Regions from separate parts of the Homo sapiens genome. Here region 1 is linked to region 2. The links are chromatin loops, found by intact Hi-C in ENCODE. Cell type or tissue: sigmoid colon. All regions are shown on one strand. Each heading gives the region's core, and the rest is flanking DNA. Links, peaks and the distances in the headings are about the cores only. Region 1 has its middle 17 kb from the start of EIF3D. Region 2 holds the start of NCF4 (neutrophil cytosolic factor 4).

The links. Hi-C counts contacts between places; a loop is a spot of excess contacts. Peaks named below come from ENCODE experiments on the same cell type or tissue, not always from the same donor. Only the 100,000 strongest peaks of a DNase experiment are listed, where the experiment ranks them.
Region 1: a loop joins it to region 2, with 6 times the contacts of the local background. A loop is called at or near these places in 67 of 110 quality-filtered maps.

The regions. Positions count from the first base shown.
Region 1 is chr22:36,541,749-36,551,562 of GRCh38, reverse strand. No RefSeq gene overlaps it. Among named protein-coding and RNA genes, the nearest start is that of EIF3D, 17 kb to the right of the region's middle. RefSeq lists a silencer at 6,867-7,161. In sigmoid colon, for the core only: a CTCF peak has its summit at 5,140 (motif pointing left); DNase peaks (open chromatin) are centred at 2,751 and 5,142; H3K27me3 peaks cover 2,643 bases.
Region 2 is chr22:36,851,379-36,861,083 of GRCh38, reverse strand. NCF4 (neutrophil cytosolic factor 4) reads right to left here and starts at 78. Exons shown (of 10, transcript NM_000631.5): 1 at 1-78. All of the region lies in intron 1 of NCF4-AS1 (NCF4 antisense RNA 1), which reads left to right. In sigmoid colon, for the core only: CTCF peaks have their summits at 4,320 (motif pointing left), 4,521 and 7,344 (motif pointing right); DNase peaks (open chromatin) are centred at 173, 4,563 and 7,413; H3K27ac peaks cover 1,768 bases.

The DNA of each region.
Region 1 (9,814 bases), core at 1,054-9,053, 310 kb after region 2:
GGGCATGGCAAAGGATTAACAGAGGTGAGATGCAAAGCTGGCCATGGAGAATGGGGAGGATTCTTCCCATGGGCTCCTTGAGGGCAGAGGCATGCCTCACTTATCACATGTGTGTGGTACATGGCAAAGCCCAGTAACCTTATGAGTTGAATAAAGGTGAATTGAATTGAATTGAACTGAAGCGGATTGCAAAGTTGAATGGATGGAAGGTGGGTGGGTGGATGGATGAATGGATGGATGGATGATTGAATGGATGAATGGGGGGATGGATGGATGACGGATGAATGGATGGATGATTGAATGGATAGGTGGGTGGATGGATGGATGATTGGATGGATGGACAGGTGGATGGATGAATGGACAGGAGTGACCACCGCTGGTAGGGAATTCTGGTAACTGAAGGTACAGAGGTAGGAATGCCCAAGGTGTGTTGGAAAACACTGAATAAATTAGTGTGATTGGAGACGAGGACTCATGCTAGGGAGATGCAGAAAAAGAATAAATATCCACACTCTCCCTCCTACAAGGAGAGGTGGAGGCACTGGCAGGTGCTGTACAAGTTGTGTGCTCCATGGCTGCTGGGAAGGGAGGCGTTAACAGCAGGATGGTTCCTGGCCAGCTGCAACCGGGGTGACACTGACAGATTACAGCGTGTCCTCCGCACTAATAACACTGCGGCGTCCTCCTGCCATTCCCCAGCCAGCTCCAACTTCAGTGGATCAATACCAAAAGGCGCACACTGAAAATCCCCAGCCAACTCCCTCCAAGGCTTGGATGCTTCAAAGCACAGAACTGCAGAGTAAAAGGATCTCAGCGATTTGCTTATTTCCTGGGCTGGGCGCTCCCTGGGGCCAGGGATGGTGTCCTATTCACCTTGGCTTCCCTGCCCCATTACAGGACCAGGCAAGGACAGCCCTCTCCCAAAGTTTGCTGAGTGAAGGAATCTACCTCCTGGCCATTGCGAGTCCTCACAAACACATCTGTGTGGCTCACAATCCCTCAGCCTCTACTTGCATACCTCTAATGACAGGAGGCTCTCAACCTCCCCCAAGCAGCCAGAGCCTGCCTTTATTGGAAAGCTCTGATGATTAAAATCATCTTCTCTATTCTTTTCTTTTCTTTTTTTTTATTTTTGAGATGGAGTCTTGCTCTGTTGCCCAGGCTGGAGTGCAGTGACACGATCTCAGCTCACTGCAACCTCCGCCTCCCAGGTTCAAGCGATTCTTCTGCCTCAGCCTCCTGAGCAGCTGGGACTACAGTTGAGTGCCACCACGCCCAGGTAATTTTTGTATTTTTAGTAGAGACGGGGTTTCACCATATTGGCAAGGCTGGTCTCGAACTCCTGACCTCGTGATCCGCCTGTCTCGGCTTCCCAAAGTGCTGGGATTACAGGTGTGAGCCCCTGCGCCTGGCCCGTCTTCCCTATTCTGAATTAACCCCTCCTCTTTTATTTGTCCGTGGTCTTCTATTTCCCAATTTCTTCCTTTTCCCTGGACACCTCTTTCCTCCTCTCCCAAACCATCCAATATCCCAGTCCTCATTTCCTGGGGTACTGAAGTCAAATAATTAAGGGGAGGAAGAAGGGAATTAGCATTTATTGAGTACCTTCCCTAGTTGAGATAAGTCAGAAATGTCCACGTGCCAGATGCAGTGGCTCATGCCTGTAATCCTAGCACTTTGAGAGGCTGAGTCGGGAGGATCACTTGAACCCAGGAGTTCAAGGTTGCAATGAGCTATGATCATGTCATTGCACTTCAGCCTGGGCAAGAGAGTAAGACCCTGTCTTAAAAAAAAAAAAAAAAAAAAAAAAAAGCCTCATGTTATTCCTATCTCACAGATGGGGACTCTGAGGCTCAGAGAGGTTAAGAAACCCAGAATCACACAGCCACACAGGGGCAGAGCTGGGGCTGTGCCTTTCCAGACCGCAGGCACACAGGATGGATGTTTCCCACATCTTCTTGGCCTCAGGTGAGTCTAGAAAGGACATAACTGGTCCCCTAATGCCCCGAGGGACTTGCTCGAGGTCACAAGAGCAAAGGGGTTGCCCAGATCGAGGCTCTTCCCCCACAGCTTGTTGCTTCCCTCCCTCTCCCCCACCCAAATAGCATTTCTCAGGGAAGAAAACCTGGGCTCCTTAGAAAAACAGCTGATTCTAGGAGTGGGGCAGGGAAAGAACGAGAGGAGGCGGGGACATTTTGTTCTTCCAGGAAGCCAGGAAGTGAACAGACTATGGGGACTGGGGCACAGACTTAGGATCCTCAATGCATCAAAAAGAATGGGAGGACACCAACTCATTATATATCAACTGGCTTCTAAAAGGGGAAGTGGGAACCGAGCAAAATAACATGTATTACATTGTATTACATATAACATGTAAAGTACACATATGCATGCATGTATAGGTGCCCATCCTGCCTGGGAGAGCTCTGCACACTGTGGACACTTGCTGAGATGCCGCCCTGAAAACCTCTGGGCAGGCATTCCAAGCCCCTAGCCCATCCCAGCCCGGCATCTCCCAAGCCTTTCCCTGCCTCTCCCTCTACAGTGAAGATCAACAGGGACGAGGGGCTTCCGTGTGGCGCTGACCCGCACAGATGCCTGGAGAGGAATTGGCTTGCCCAGAATCCCCACTGGGCACTGGGACCAGATCTCCCGGGCTCCTGAGCCCATGGCCTCCTTCCCAGCCCAGTCCACCCAGCTTCCTGGTTCGTGTGCATGGCCTGCTGAGCTGGAACTGCTCGAGAGTCAGCACGAGCCTTAGAGAGGCTGTCCCAAGCCAAGCCCGCAGGCTGCCTCTCTTCCTCTTACTGTGCCTTCTGCCCTGCCAAACGCCTGCCGGCTATGACAGCCCCGCAGCAGCCGCTCTCCCCTGCCTCGTCCCTGCTCTGTCTCTCACCAGGCCTCTGCAGTCCCCATTTCCTGTCCCCATCTGATCACCTCACCCCCAGTCCAGGCCCACACAGTCACACTTGTGCACACAGACCTCTTGATGTCCACGTCCCTACCCCCTGCCATCCTCATCCCACCCTCCAAGCCCGCCCACCCTTTGTCCAAACCAGCATTTAATGGTGACACTTGTCAGGCTCTCAGAAAAAGTCAAGATCTAAACCCACACTGGCTCTTCCCAAAGCCCATGTTTGTAGTTAACAGGCACTTGTCTTGTCTTGCTTTTTGTGCTTATGTCTATATAAAACACCTCTCACAAAACAAACAGGCAAAGTCTCTAGAAAATAAAAAACACAAGAAAGTGTAAGAGTAGTCACCTCTGGGGAGGGAGGGAGGCCAAGGTGGGCAGATCACGAGGTCAGGAGTTCAAGACCAGCCTGACCAACATGGTGAAACCCTGTCTCTGCTAAAAAATACAAAAAAATTAGCCAGACGTGGTGGCATGTGCCTGTAGTCCCAGCTACTCAGGAGGCTGAGACAGGAGAATCGCTTGAACCCAGGAGGCAGAGGTTGCAGTGAGCCAAGATCATCCCACTACACTCCAGCCTGGGCAACAGAGCGAGAATCCATCCCAAAAAAAAAAAAAAAGAAGAGCAACCTCACTTGGGACTTTTTGAGCCTTTTGAATTTTGTACCCCATCCGTGAAAAACCCATACACTTCAGCTTTAGTAAAGGTGACCATTAAAAAACAAAAAAGACAAGTCCTGACTCCACTAGTACCAGTTTTATGACCTTGGGAAAAACTTATGTCAGTATCCCAAGTCTCAGTTTACTCGTGTATAAAATGGGGATGATCACAGTACCTGCCTTATAAGACAGACAATAAACCAAGGCCCAAGAAGTGCTTAGCACCACGAAATAGTCAAGGCTCAGTAAACATGAGTGATGGGCCTCTCTTTGCCCACCTTCTCCATGGAACTCTGAGCTCCTAGCAGAGCTCCCAGCATGGTGATTCCCTGACAAATACAAGATGCAATTCACAGTCCTCAGAATAGCTTTCAAGGCCCTCCCTGCTGGTACCACTGTCTTTCCTACTGCATCTGTTACCCATCCTCAAACACATGACTGACGCCCTTTGACAGCTCCTGCCCGTACATACCCCACTGCCCCTGATGCTTTCCTTCCCCCAGTCCTCATGCACCTTTCTTTGTCTGGTTATCTGCAAATTCATTTCATCCTTCAAATCCTGCAAAACATCTCCCCCTCTTGTAGCCTTCACACTGTGCCACTAGACTTGGTTACCCCGTGGCACTCAGTACAGACTTCTGGGCAACTCAAACCAAACCGCATTGCTAGCTCTTTGCCCTCCATCTCCTCCACTGCTCTGGAAGCTCCAGGGGGACAGAGGCTGTGTTTGCATACCTGCATTCTTAATGCTTAGCATGTAACAGGCACTCAGAAAACGTTTGTTGAATGAATGAATGAATCATCCTGACCACTCAGCTACTTGGTGCCTTCAGGAGCTGAATTACGGTGAGTCATTCATGTCCTGCAAATGCTACACGGTGAAGGCAGTGACCTCCTCTCTTTGCAGTCTCCAGCCCAGAAGCCACCTCTCTCAGCCTGCACACCCTCAGAGAGCCTTCCAGGAGCTGTTCGGCATTGCAGCCTACAGGGAATCCCCCTGCCTCTCCTCTCCCTGCCACAGAGGTCTGTGGAAGCCCTCAATCAGAAGCCGTGCTAGGAGTGGGGATGGAAAGACAAATAAGATACAATCCCGGCCCTCACTGATGAATAACAACCTGGAGGAGATAGATGCCTGGGTCTGCCTCATTCCATCCACCACCTATAATTCATCAAATGCCTACCATGTGCCTCTCTCCCCCGTGCCTTTACATAAGTTCTGTCACCCTCCGTGCCTCAGTTTCCTCCTCAAGTGGGACAGAAAGACCCACCCGATCTAACGCATCAGGACTGCTTGGCAGATAGAACCAGATAATCCACGTAAATTGCTCGATAAACTATGAAGCCCTGTACCGATGTTATTACGGCTATTATTAATATAGCTAAACATAACAGTATTGAATAACTGAAGCCCTCCCCGGAGCAATCACAGTCACTTGCACATAGTAGGTGTTTAATTGATCTTTGATGCGTTGAAATGCAGTCCGGGGGGCGGGGGGTGAGGGGTGGGTTGGGCCTGATTTTTCATGCGTTGTGGAGCAGCGCCATCATGTGCCCACACTGAAGAACACACAGACCTTCTGGCAGAGTGCTTTGACGGACCCAACGGGGAGGGGCTGCTGAGGTCCCTTTAGGACAAATACAAGGAAAAGTCCGTTTGACGCCACGGAGAAAGGAGAAGTTTCTTCGCCCCTAGAGGTGGTACAGGCTCAGAGCATAAACAGAGGCAAAAAGGGTTTGAAACAGCATTGTGGATTATTTCTATCAAGGAGTTTTTGGGAGATATGAAGCACCCAGGGAACAACCCAACCACGTGGTCAAAGCCTGGTCTTGTCTCGTCCGGTCTGACCCTGTGGAAGGTGCTGTTTAATCTTCATCTCAGAAGACTTGAGATCAGGTGTGGTGGCTCACGCCTGTAATCCTAGCACTTTGAGAGGCCGAGGCGGGTGGATCACTTGAGGTGAGGGGTTCAAGACCAGCCTAGCCAACATGGTGAAACCCCTTCTCTACTAAAAATACAAAAATTAGCAGGAAATCGCTTGAACCCGGGAGGCGGAGGTTGCAGTGAGCCAAGACCATGCCACTACACTCTAGCCTGGGCAACAGAGCCGGACTCCATCTTAAAAAAAAAGAACAAGAAGTGAACTTGGCTCTGCCACTCTGCCATACTCAAGCTGTGTGACCTTGAGTAGACGGTTGCCTTCTCTGAGCTCCAGTTGTCTCATCTGTGCAATGAGGTCATGATCCCTGCACCGGCCACCTCAAAGAGTCATTGCGAAGATCAAATGGCGTAAGAGAAGCATAAGTTCAGAAATGGTCAAGTGTTATACAAACACGATGGGTGGCAATCATTCTAATTTCCAATCACAGTAATAACGGGCATTGACTGAGCTCTACACTGTGCTAAACCCTTTCACACATAATCTCACTTAATTCCCACTAAACCTTACCAAATGTGTACTCTTAAGAGGCCCATTTTGTAGATGAGGACATTGGAGTTTAGAGGAATTTGAAATCTTGTCCAACCAAAGTCACACTCAACTAATAAGGAGAAAAGTCAGGATTTGAACTCAGGACAGTGGGACCTCCTCAAAGTAGGAGAGTCTCAATAGTTCCAGCCACAGACATGGGATTTAAGGGGAGCCCCAGATAGGCAGGTAGATGCCTTGAAGAAAACAAAAGAATTATTGACATTTCTTTTGCCCAGGAAATTCTGCTTCCTTCCCAACTCTACCCTAGTACTCGCTGTGACCTTGGAGCCTCCCAGGAGAGGGGAACCCTTGGGCTCTGCATCCAGGGCCCAGTTCACACCCAAAGTCAGAGAATCCCAAAGCATTCCCTTCCAGGGTCCAAGCCTGACCAAAGGCCATGCGTGCTCCTTTAAGGGACTGGCAAGGGCAAAGTGGGGGATGGATCCCCTTCAAGGTCACTGTTAAACAGATGGTAACAAAATCTCTTGGGAGAAGGTGGCTACTTGTCAACAGTCATAATGACCCTCAGGTATCTAGAGTCCTCTTGAGCTAATGAGATGTCTGAGATTGCCTCCTGTCCACTTTCCCAACGTTTGGCCCTCAGAACACTCCTTTGAGGTCAGAATCCTTAGCTCTACCTTACAGATGAGGAAACTGAGGTTCAAGGAAAGGAAGTGACTCATCTGAGGTCATACTGCAAGTAAATGGCAGAGACAGGACTCAAGTCTAAGATTCCAGAGTACAAATCCTCCTAACTCCCGAGGAATCCAGAGACAGGGGAGGTAGAGTGGCCCAGAACTGTTTCTGGTTGACAGCTCTGGTTCTAGGGAAAGTAGTCCAAAAAGGTTTCTGGTTGGTAATCCTAGTTCTAGCCCCACTTCTGCCATCAGCAGGCTGTGTGACCCGAGATAAGTCACTGGGCCTCAGTCGCTTTATGCCAGAGATTCCTCGTGAGCTCTGACTTTGCGTCCTTTATTCATGTCCTTGAGCCATAAAGATGAGGGTGTTCAGCAGCATCTGCAGGTTTTATAGAGAAGCAGCTGTGACTTCGCCTCCCTTGGGAAGCTTTTCCTGACTGCCCAAGGCTGAGTTATTATTGCTCATCGTGCTCTCACAGCACCCACAGCATTGCACTGCAACTTATCAGCAAACTCCCACAGGCCCCAGCGGCAAACATGCATGACTATGAAGAAGTTTGAATCTGGTGCAATAGGGAGTAGTGGGGACTGAGGCAAAGTAGAGAGCCCCTGGCCAAGGGGGCAACTCCTATTCAGCTCCAGCTTCTTCTCGTATCGCAGGAAGGCCAGCCCGGTGTTGCCAGATCTTAAGAGAAGCCAAAAAACTAGATTTTTAGGTGAAATCTGCTTTTTAAACATAGACGCAAAATATATTTGATTAAGGACTTTATAGGTATTGCAGCCCCTGGATTAGCCACATCTACTTTCCCCATTAGACTCTGAGTTACTTGACTGGGCACAGTGGCTCACACCTGTAATCCCAGCACTTTGGGAGGCCAAGGCGGGTGGATCACTTGAGCTCAGGAGTTCAAGACCAGCCTGGCCAACATGGTGAAACCCAGTCTCTACTCAGAAATTACCCGGGTGTGGTGGCGGGTGCCTGTAATCCCAGCTATTCGGGAGGCTGAGGCAGGAGAATCGTTTGAACATGGGAGGCAGAGGTTGCAGTGAGCCAAGATCGTGCCATTGCACTCCAGCCTGGGCGACAGAGTGAAACTCCATCTTAAAAAAAAAAATAGACTCTAGGTTACTTGATAGCATGGCAAGGTCTCCACCTGAACGCTGAGTGACCAACTCGGGGCCTGGTTCCTCACGAGTGACCAGTGATTGCTTTTTATTTATTTATTTTTTTTTTTTTTGAGACGGAGTCTCTCTCTGTCACCCAGGCTGGAGTGCAGTGGCATGATCTTGGCTCATTGCAAGCTTCGCCTCCCGGGTTCATGCCATTCTCCTGCCTCAGCCTCCCGAGTAGCTGGGACTACAGGCGCCCACCACCACACCCGGCTAATTTTTTGTATTTTTAGTAGAGACGAGGTTTCACCGTGTTAGCCAGGATGGTCTCGATCTTCTGACCTCGTGATCCACCTGCCTCGGCCTCCCAAAGTGCTGGGATTACAGACATGAGCCACGGTGCCCGGTCAGTGATTGCTTTTTAAATGTTGCGAGATCTTGCCCCAGCCAAAGCCCCTACTTCCAAGTTTCTGGTAACCAGAGTAACCCCACTGGCATGTATCAAGGGCTTATTTGCATGCCAGGCACTGCCTTAAGCATGTCACATATAAAATCTGACCTAATTCTATTCTCCCTCCCTCCCGAAGTGGTACATGCTATGATTCCATCTATTTTACAGATGAAGAAGCTATGGCTCAAATGGTCACACAACTTGCCCAAGGTCACACAACAGTGGTAAAAATTTAAATCGCTGGAATTCAAATTCAGTCAGTCTGACTCCCCAGATGTCTGCTTGCATTACAGTGATGTCAGACTGCTCCATGAGACCACCTTAAATATCACCTTGCGGTCACTCAGCCCCAGCCACAAGGCTCTCCAGGCACCCGCCGGGGCAGTGGGAACCAAGGCATGTGGTATGAAGAGATGAGAGACCGGATGCGGTGGCTCATGCCTGTCATCTCAGCATTTTGGGAGGCTGAGGAGGGCGGATCACCTGAGGTCAGGAGTTCGAGACCAGCCTGGCCAACATGGTGAAACTCTGTCTCTACTAAAAAACACAAAAATCCGCTGGGCCTGGTGGCAGGCACCTGCAATCCCAGCTACTCGGGAGGCTGAGGTGGGGAGAATTGCTTGAACCCAGGAGATGGAGGTTGCGGTGAGCTGAAATCGCACCACTGCACTCCAGCCTAGGCAACAGAGAGAGACTCCATCTCAAAAAAAAAAAAAAAAAAAAAAAACAGAGATGAGAACAACACTGTGCTGCAGAAAGTGGGGGCCTGAGGTTCAGAGAGGGGCACCTACTAGCCCACAGCTGTGCGGCCAGATCGAGCCAAAATCAGTATTTATCTTTGGCCCTAAGACCCCAAATCCCAGCTTCCAACAGAAGAAAACATATGGGGCAGAGAGAAGGAGCCAAGGAGAGGCCTGGTTATTGCTCATCCCATTGAAACAGTCAAACACTCTCTAAACTAGCTAAATGGTTCTGAAGGAAATGGGAATCTATTTTGTCTCCTGTCGCCAGGCCTGCAAATCCTGATATATCTCAGGCCACGGCAGCGAAGCGGATGGCTCAGCACTTGGAGACATGCCCACACGAGGCAGGAAGTAGGGTGGATGATTCAACAGGTACCTCTCTATTCTGAGAACTGGTCCTGTGATGGGTGAGTGTACATGCAGCTGAAATAAAAAATGATTTAGAATGTCGACCACTGGAACGCACAGCAAAGCCTCCCTTTCTTCCTGGGGGACTTGTGGCATTCTTTGGGGCTTTAATCTTTCCAGGTTTTCTAGTTCTGAAATTTTGCTGAGACAACAAGGTTCTTGGGAGGCTGGGGTGGGCTGGTGGCTCCAAAGCTTCCTTTCCTGCTGGCACAGCCTCCAACAGGATGATAAAATGGCTGCCGTCCTACCTGGGACACCATGTTCCTTGCCCTCAGTCTTCCTCATCTGCAGAATGGGGGTAGTGATCTCTGCCTAACCGAGACAGAAAAGTTTGGTACAGGTAGCACAGCTCCACAATTTCTTATCTGAAATCCTCGCGGCTCAATGTGCTTTATCAATTTATGTATTTTATTTTATATTTT
Region 2 (9,705 bases), core at 51-8,050:
CGTCTCGTCTCAGCCTGTGGTCCTGGGAGTCCCCAGGAGCTGCCTTTGGGGAGGCTCAGGCCTGCTTCTCTCCAGTCTGGCAGAGGCTCCTCCTCCAGGCTCTCTGGGCCTAGCCTGTGGCCCACACTTCCTCTTACCTCACCTCCCAGCTGCACAGAAATTGAGGAAGTGGACCCTCGGGTGCCAGGTTTGCAGGAATCCACTTCCTTGATGTCAGTCCTTGGCGCCAAGCCTCAGTTGGGTATCAGAAGCCTTGCTCCATCAGAGATGGGGTCCCAGCCATCAGGGTGTCTTGTGACCTTGAGGAGTCACTTATCCTCTGGCCCATCAAGCCCCACCTTTATTCTCTTACTGCCAAGCCTTTGCCCAAACTCTTCCCCAGGCCTAGAATGCTGGCCTCCATTTTCCTGTGATCTCTTAGGCCCAGAGTAAATGCCACCTCCTCCAGGAAGCCCTCCTGGTTCCTCTGGCCTCTGTCTTCCTAGAGTGTGAAGTTTGGTTTGCGCGCCCTGGCACTCTGGGATATCCTTTCCTCATCCTTAGATCTCCATGCCCAGCCAATCCTCTTTCACAGGGCTGCCAATCAGAGTGAGTTTCACCCTCCCTGCTTAAACTCTCCTGCCCCATCACCCTGTGCTCAGGATAAAGTCCAGAGTCCTTGCCCTGCCTGCCTCCAATGCCCCTGAGGCCCTGCAGCCTTCCCCAGCCTCTGCTCCTGAGCTCCCTTTTTCTCACTGGCCTCCTTTCCGTTTCTAGAATGTTCTAAGACGTCCGCCCCAAGGCCTATGCTCATGGTGTTCCCTCTGCTGGAAAAAGCTCTTCACTGCCTCCTTTGCATCTCAGCTTAGAAGCTACATCTTTAGCGAGGCCTTCCCTGACCACACACCCTAAATTAAGGCCCTCCCTACTACATTCTCTCACAGGTCCCTGCACGTCTACTGCAGAGCACTCATAACTATTGTCATCTCACATTTGTTTGTTTATCTGTATGTTTAATGACTGCCTCCTTGGCTAGCAGCGTGCCTGGCACATTGCAAGTGCTCAACCAATATTCAGTGAATGAATGAAACGCTGCCAGTCAGTGACTGCAGCTCCTAACAGGTATGGGTATTTGATTCTGAAGGGACTTCTCTGAGAAGAGGTCCACAGGAGTCATTGGCACAGCCACACCCAGTAACTCCCTGCCAGCTACACACGCTCACACACTCGTATTCATACATGCAGAGCAGAAAGTTGTTTTAAACTACTTTAAACATACAAGTCCCAGCTAAAAAAAACAAGAAAGCATAATTTTTAGGTAGGATCAAAGAGAGGGGTCAGGAATCTATACCAGGGGGAGAGGAACGTGGCCAACAGCCCATGGGAAAACCAAGATTGGATATGCATTGTTGGGCTGAGATTTTAATGCCAAATCTGGGACTAGGTACAGGCCACAGGTCCTGCTGTTAGCAGAAAGTCAAATCTGAGTTCTCAGTGTAAAGTGGGTGTCAGAACTGATTATGGGAACAGAGTTTCTCAGCCATCAGCCTAGAGTCACGGCAGGAGCTGAGGTCCTCTCACAGTCCATGGGTGGAACAAGGGACGTGTGTACCAGATCAGCCTCAAGCCTGCCCTCTGCACTGGTGTAAGGCCCCGATATAAGCTACCCACGTGGTGCAGAAATCCTAAGCTGAGGCATTATATAAAAACAGCTTGGAGTCAGTGACTCTGCAGGGCCTACTCTGTCAACTCACAGACCAAAACTACAAATCGTGAGCTGTGAAAGACAGCTCAGAGCCTCCACATCATGAAGAATTCACACCCAAAGAACTAGAAATAATACAAACAATAAGTCTGATGAGTTGCTGGTGTCTCGGGGCTCCCAGGCTAGAGGATGAAATGAAACACAGAGCAGGGTTATTAGTGCAGGTGTCTGTAAGTACCAACAGGTGCAAGCACACAGCCATAACTGAGGGAAGAGGAGGACATTGGCCTACAGTTGGTCAGGAAGGACAGGAAGTGGCAAAACAATTTTAGCAAGCAAGCATGATACAGAATTTGTAGGTGATTGTGTAAACTGTGTGTGTAGTATATGCCTATAGTTGGAAACACATATTTGTGTATAAACACATACAGCTCGCATAGGCAAGTGTAAGTGCATTTGTGTTGTGTCTATAAAAGACCATATAATGTGTATAGTGGTGGCATTGTGGCTGTGAGAGAATGTGTTTAGATGTTTAGGTTGCAGTCGGTGACAAATGAGTATAAACACAAGTACATTTATAATAGGTGAACTCAGGCAAGATAACATGTCCTTTTTGAACCTTTCTTCTTCACCAATCTGTGAAACAGTCTTGCCTAATGGAGTTGTAGTAGGAATTAATAGAAAACTGTATAAAAGTGCCTAGACACATGGACATTTCTTATTCCTTTTTTAATCGTTTTCAGTGTGTATATCTGTATGTGTGTGTTTCAGGTGGGTTAAGCCCTCAAGTTTACCTTCCCAGGTATTTTCATGGCTTGCCCTCCAAACCCCGGCCCCCCCAACCCCCCAAGAAACCTCCTGTGGCCCTGACTCAGCCACTGGGAAGCCACCTCTGCACCTGGGGGACAAAGATGTCCAGGGAAGAGCCCGCGACGGGCCAGCTCTTCCCCTCCTCCCCTCTTTCTCTCCTTTTCTTCTGTCCCTGCCCGTGGTTCTGCTGAATACAGGTATTTCTCTGTCTCCTCATACACAGAACGCTGCTGCCAATTTTATGCCCGAGCTCTGATACAGTGTAATTTGAGGCCAGGCACTCTGTCAGCAATGGGCTCCTGTCCTGCCGCTGCAGCAATGCCTGTACCTTCTACTCCCACTCCAGAACCGGGCTCTTGCTGCTCCTGCTGCAGGGGGAGAATGAGGCAGAGGGATGACCTGGAAGAGGAGCCAAGCTCTTCACACGTTCCATTAAACAAGTATGGATGGAATCTTTTTTGGATAAGTGCAAAGAAATGCCTGAAGTGACCTCTCACTTATGGAGACCTGATTTTTGATAACCTCCACATCCCACAGCCTGTGAATAAACCAAAAAAAGAGAAAAGCCATTGAATGGTTAGAATTGATAGCTCAAAGTCTATGCATTGACACTGGCATATTTTATTCACAGAAGAAATATAAAAGGAGCCTGGTCCTCTCTTCCTGCCAACTCAAGAACTTGAAGCAGTGAGTTAGGGGAAGGAAGAAAATTACCAGGGGCAGCCAAATGCAAGCGACAGTTCAGTGACAGCCTGACAATGATAAAGACCATGGAATACCAAAAAATATATATGTTCTCAAGAACTCAAAAAACAAATACCAGAGGCCATTCAGAGAAGGGCATCTCTGCATAACACCACTTACTAATGCCCATTCATAATCACATCTCCAGGAAAAAGTCTAATACACCAAGACCATGCCTGGGGGATCCCCAGAGCCTGAATGGGGACTGGATGTGCGAATCACAAAAGTGCACAGCACTTTTCAGTCCTTCCTCATGCAGGTGCTGGGGTATACAAGATAAACCATAGCCCCCATTTTGGACATGAGGAAACTCTCCTTTGAGCAGCCAGCGGCTGGGGCTGAGAGCTCCAGCCATAGGAACTGGAACTCTGTGATAGGGAGGAGGTGAGCCTCTTCTACAGGACCAGGAGATACCCTTGAGAGCTCATTATAGGTACTCAGCAAATCCCCACTGCCTACATCAGCCACTCTCCAGGGTAAGAGAAGGAAAATCCCTGATTGGACAGTGTAAGATTCCTGGGGATCCCTCACACACTGAATTCCCCAATCTTGACCCACATGTGTCTCCCTTTATAATTTATGAGGGGAACTTCACTGGACCTCCTCCCTGAGCCATAAATAGCCATCCCTGGCATGCCACCCAGGCAGGGAGGGTGTAGACGTGGCCAATTAGACAGCAAACTCCCTGAAGGCAGAGGGTCTTCTCTTCTCTGAGAAGCCCTGGCACACGGCTGAGCTGGGTCTAAACCTCGTGTGCCCTCGCTGTGTCACGCATTAGTTGTGCAAACTCTCCGACCATTGTTCAGTTTTCTAAATGGAGATAATATTTGCCTCTACATTATTAATTGGAGAGAAAAATTGCAGGATTATTGTATTATTCATTTCCAAATGTGTTGAGAACCTACTATGTGCCAGACACCCACTGTGTGCTAGGCCCTAAATGAAACACAGACACTGTTCTTGAGACACGCACTTACTAGAGGTGTGTTAACTAAGGGAATGAATACCAGATGTTTAGGACAGTGGCTCGCGCATAGCAGGTGGTCAATAAATTCTAGACGTTAATGTTATTGACGATCATTCCTTGCTGTGGCTTGGTCCCTCCCTTTTCTGTCTCCCTCTGCTGCACAGCTTGGTCCTCTCTGTCATACAACTAACGTTACATTCTAACTTTTTCCCGCAATCTGTCATCCGCTCTCATCACGCGGGGGCACCGGGACGCGCACTTCCCTGGCGGAACCGGCTCTGCGCTTAATCTAAATGTTGACGGGAACAGACCGCCAGGGGGCGCCGCGATCAGCAGCCGAGTCCCCGCTCCGCAGCGCCACCTAGAGGAGGTTGAATGCTATAAGCCGCACTAGAAGGACCCGGCCAAGTCGAGAGTCAAGTTGCAGCTGGCCAGGCAGAGCGCGCAGCCTGCTGGCTCAGACAACCTCTCCAGACAGCCCTATCAGCCAGAATCTGAGCTGCACTCAGGGGAAGCTTCCCCCAGGGGCTAAGAATCCTGAATCTCCTCTCCACCATCATAAATACGGTAACAGCCAAGTCACTCTGAGAGTTGACTGTGTAACCACCCCTACACCGTGAAATTGCCAGGAGGAGCACGAGAGCTAGCATTTGCAAAGCCCTTAGTACAGTGCCTGGCCCACAGCCTGGCTTGGTCCATGTTGGCTCTGATTGTTGTTACCTAATCCTCACACCAACCCCCATAAAATAGTGGTATTCTTATCCCCACCGGGAGATAAGGAAACCCAGGCTTTACGGGATTAGGAAAATAAACCAAAGCGGCTTGCTTAATGACCGGCAGAGTAAGATTTGGACCTCACATCAGTCTGGCTTCAAGACCCACACTTAATAACTGCTGTACTGGCCCTCATTCATTCATTTATTCACTCCACAAGCATTCATCTAGTATCACTCTGCACCAGGTAGAAAGGATATTGAGATGAATTCAGCACAACTGCTGCCCTCAGGTAGCTCACACTGCTGTTGAGGTACATAAATAAACACACATGCACAACACAGGCACATATACACATGCACACGCAGGCACACATACACATGCACAAACATGTATAAACACATACACATGCATGCACACACAGGCATATATACACATGCACACGCAGGCACATATACACATACACATGTACATATACACATGCACACATAGGCATGTACACAGAGACACATACATATACACATGTACATGTACACCTGCACACACATGCATGTACACACAGGCATATAGAAATGCACATACATGCATGCACACACATGCAAATATACACGTGCATGCATACCCATGCTCAAACATGTACACACATACAGAATCAAGTACAATTTGGGGAAAACCAAGAGATACATGTTTCACATCCAGTTTCTCTGATTCCATCTCCAGTGCTGTCTTTGGTCCCCAGAGGTTATGGACACAAATGTCTACAGCGGCCTGGCAGGTAGCCTGGAGGTTTCAGATGGATCCGGGGGTGGAAAGGCAATGGCAGTAGGCTATAGTCTAGCGTCTGCCTTTCGTTAACCTTACATTCTGGGACAGAACTCCAAACTCTACATTTGAACCTGGCCTTCCAGTTTATCATGAAGGTACATTTATCAAAGAAGGATAGAACTTACTTTTTAGCAGTTGATTGGCTTGATTCCTAACTGTACATATTTAGAATCGTGGTACATGGGCCTCTGTCCCATTGCTCTAGGCCCTCCAAATGTCAGGGTCAGTGAGCAGGACAGATAGGCTTGTAAGTCATGGTGATTCTCAGGATTTCATTCAAAGAGGAAAGAGAAACCATTCAAGTGTTTTAAACAAGGAGTGATATGATTGAATTTATGTTTTTATAAGATGCCTTGGTCCACTACTTGGATATGGGCTTGCAAGAGGGTGGCATTAGAAACAAGGGGAGGAAGCACCACTTCTAACAGCGTTCTACTTCAATTTTTAAAAAATCAGCTTTATCAAGGTGCAATTCACACACAGTAAAACTTACCAACTGAAAGTATACAATTCCATGGGTTTGGACAGTTGTGTAACCAGCACCACAATCATTATATAGGACATTTCCATTATCTCAAAAGATCCCTCAGGACACTTTGCAGCCAATCTCCTTCCCCTACCCCCAGGCCCTGGCAATGACTGATCCACTTTCTATCACAGTATTTTGCCATTTCTGAAATTTCGGACAAAACCACAGAGTATGTGATCTTTTGTGCCTGTTTTTTTTCACATAGTATAACGCTTTTGAAATTCATGAGTGTTGATATGTACATCGGTATTCATTCTTTTTATTGTCAAGTAGTATTTTATTGTATGGATATAACATAAGTTGTTTTCCATGCACAAGTTCATAAACATTAGGGTTTTTTTTTTGTTTTCCAGTTTGGGGCTGTTAAAACAAAGGGGCTACAAACATCAAGCATAAATGTTTGAGTGAGCATGTGCCTTCATTTCTCTTGGGTAAATATCTAAGAGAGAGTTGCTGGGTCATATGGTAGATGCATATTTAACTTTATAGGAAAACTGTTTTCCAGGTCGGGTGTGGTGGCTCACGCCTGTAATCCCAGCACTTTGGGAGGCCGAGGTGGGTGAATCACCTGAGGTCAGGAGTTCGAGACCAGCCTGGCCAACATGGTGAAGCCCCATCTCTATTAAAAATACAAAAATTAGCCACGCATGGTGGTGGGCACCTGTAATCCCAATTACTCGGGAGGCTGAGGCAGGAGAATCCCTTGAACCCAGGAGAGATTTCAGCAAGCTGAGATCGCGTCACTGCACCCCACCCTGGGCGACAGAGCGAGACTCGGTCTAAAAACAAACAAACAAACAAACAAACAAACAAACAAACAAACAAAAAGAAGGAAACTGTTTTCCAAAGTGGTTGAATCATTTTGCATTCCCCCTGACCCATGTATCAGAAGACAGAGGCTCCAGAGTACCCGGTGTGCACTGGCTCAGAGGCAGTGGCCCCAGGTCTGCACAGACTGGGGGTCTAAATGAGTCATAGCCTTGGGGCTGGTTATTAAATGATTTTCTCCCAGCTCCAAACCTTTCTTCTACCCTCTGCTTTGTGGTGCCCGAGCTGGGACTCAAAACCCTGTTTGTTCTGCTTTGCTGGCTGATTTCCGCTGCCCTTGGCCAGGAGGGGGCGCTGGAGGGAGGCCGGAAGGATGGGAGAGGAAGGAGGGGCTTGCTTCTTTCTCTTTGCAGGCGGGACCCAACTGCCCTGCCCTGGAAGCCATGTTGGCCCAGCAGCAGTTGATTCTAGGTTTTAGTTTTTTTCACATTCCCAGAGCCAGTCTCACCCCACCCCCTCCTCAGAGGTCTGCAGTTCTGAGTCCCAGCTCCTCCCCGCAGGTCTAAGTCTCCTCCTCCAAGCTTCCAGGCTAGCGTAACCCCGCTCTCTTCCTTCCGTTCCCACAGCCGCAGGGGTGATGGCTGCTTCCTGAAGTTTCTATCTCTGGTGACCTCGGTGTCTCCTTCTGCCTTTTCAGTCTAACAGAATCTGTTCAAGCAGTCTCCTTTATAGAATTCTCACTTTAAAAATTATTCATTTGCTTTCTGTGTCACCAAACCTAGCCAGCCTAGCAGGCTGCAAGGCCCAGCTCCCAGCCCCAGGGTGTCCCAAGGGAAGCAAGGCAATAAGGCAGAAAGAGCTCTCACTCTTTGGCTATGAACTCTCAGACATCTCCCTCAAGCACTCCGAGCTTCAGGTTATTTATCTGCAAAATGCATCCAAATAGAGCCTAATATAAATGAGGGCTTAATAAATATTTGAGGGAGGAAGTGGAAGAAGGAGGTATTTTATATCCGTTATTGATACCTACTTCATTTGAGCATGTTACAAATTTTTTTCTAATACTCTGCAGGGAATGCCAAATCCTTCCCCTGTGCACTCTGTCTTTATTCTTCTTGATAAGGTGTAGCAGAGACTGCTAATATCCCCTACGATCCACTCTGTCCTTTCTCCTTTAGTGATAAAGTCCCTGAGTTGTGGCTGGACTCATGGCCACCCAGCTAAAGAGAACATTTCCCAGCCTACCTTGCAGCTCCCTGTGGCCATGTGACCAGTTGCTGGCCAATAGAATGGGAGGGGAGGCCATGGACATGCTATCAGGCTGTGTCGTGAAAGACAGAAGGTGTATCTTCCATTTCCCATCTCCCCTTCCAGCTGGCTGGAGAGGCCAGCTATGGAGAACAGTTAAGCAACAAAACAGCTTGGATCTCTGACCCTGCTTCTGTTCAGATTTTTCAGGGAGAAAGAAATTTCTATTGTGTTTTAGCAGCTGATTCTTTGATGCTTGTTACAGCAGCTGAACCTGTACCCTACCCAGTACACTGGAGCAGGGATTGGCAAATGCTTTCTTTTCATTTTCTTTCTTTCATTTTTTTTTTTTAAGTTGGAGTCTCGCTCTGTCACCTAGGCTGGAGTGCAGTGGTGCAATCTCAGCTCACTGCAACCTCTGCCTCCCGGATTCAAGCCATTCTCATACCTCAGCCTCCTGAGTAGCTAGGATTACAGACATCTGCCACCACGCCCCGCTAATTTTTGTATTTTTAGTGGAGATGAGGTTTCAACATGTTGGCAGGCTGGTCTCAAACTTCTGGCCTCAAGTGATCCACCTGCTTCAGCCTCCTAAAGTGCTGGGATTGCAGGTGTGAGCTACTGCACCCAGCTGAAAAATAATTTCTAAAAAACGCCAGATAGTAAATAGTTTAGGCTTTGCAGGGAGTTGGTCTCTGTCACAACTGCTGAATTCTGCTGTCACAGCACAAAAGCAGCCATAAACAATAAATAGTTGAATGTGCATGACTATCTTCCAATAAAACTTTATTTATAAAAGCAAGCAGGTCTGTGTGGACGCTGCACCAGAGTTAACAGCAAAGAGACTACCTTGCGACAGTTAAAAAGAGCTCAGGAAGGTGAATCCTGGGTGAGGGGTGAGGCAGAGCAGCTGCCTGAGGGCTGCCTCCTCCCTGAGGGTCTACCTCTGGTTCCTGATGCTGCTAAGATGCCACTGCCTTTGAAAGTGCCCCAGGAAAGGAGGGCTCCTCTAGCTGCAGTTTATCCAGCACAGACATGTTGGAATTTGATTTTCCTAAAGGCATCAAAAGGGGAAAAATCTACAGCCAGCAGAAAAGTGTGGCTCCAGGCTGACCAGCATCTGCATGAAACTATATTCAAAAATCAGTCGTGCCTCCAAATATTAACTACAAAGGAATGGCAACCTCCCCTTTCCACAGCCCTCTCCTCCCTCCTCTGCGCTGCAGCACTCTGAAGCCCCTCACCCACCCGCACCCTCCCTCCAGCCCGGGCCCCAGGACATGCCTTCCTCCCTTCCTCTGCCTGCTCATTGTCCTGTACATCAACTTGACCTCTCCTGATGCATTCTCCCCGTCTTCCTCCCATCTCTATGATTTTATGGCTTTTCTTCATCCATTTGATTCTTTGCATCACCTA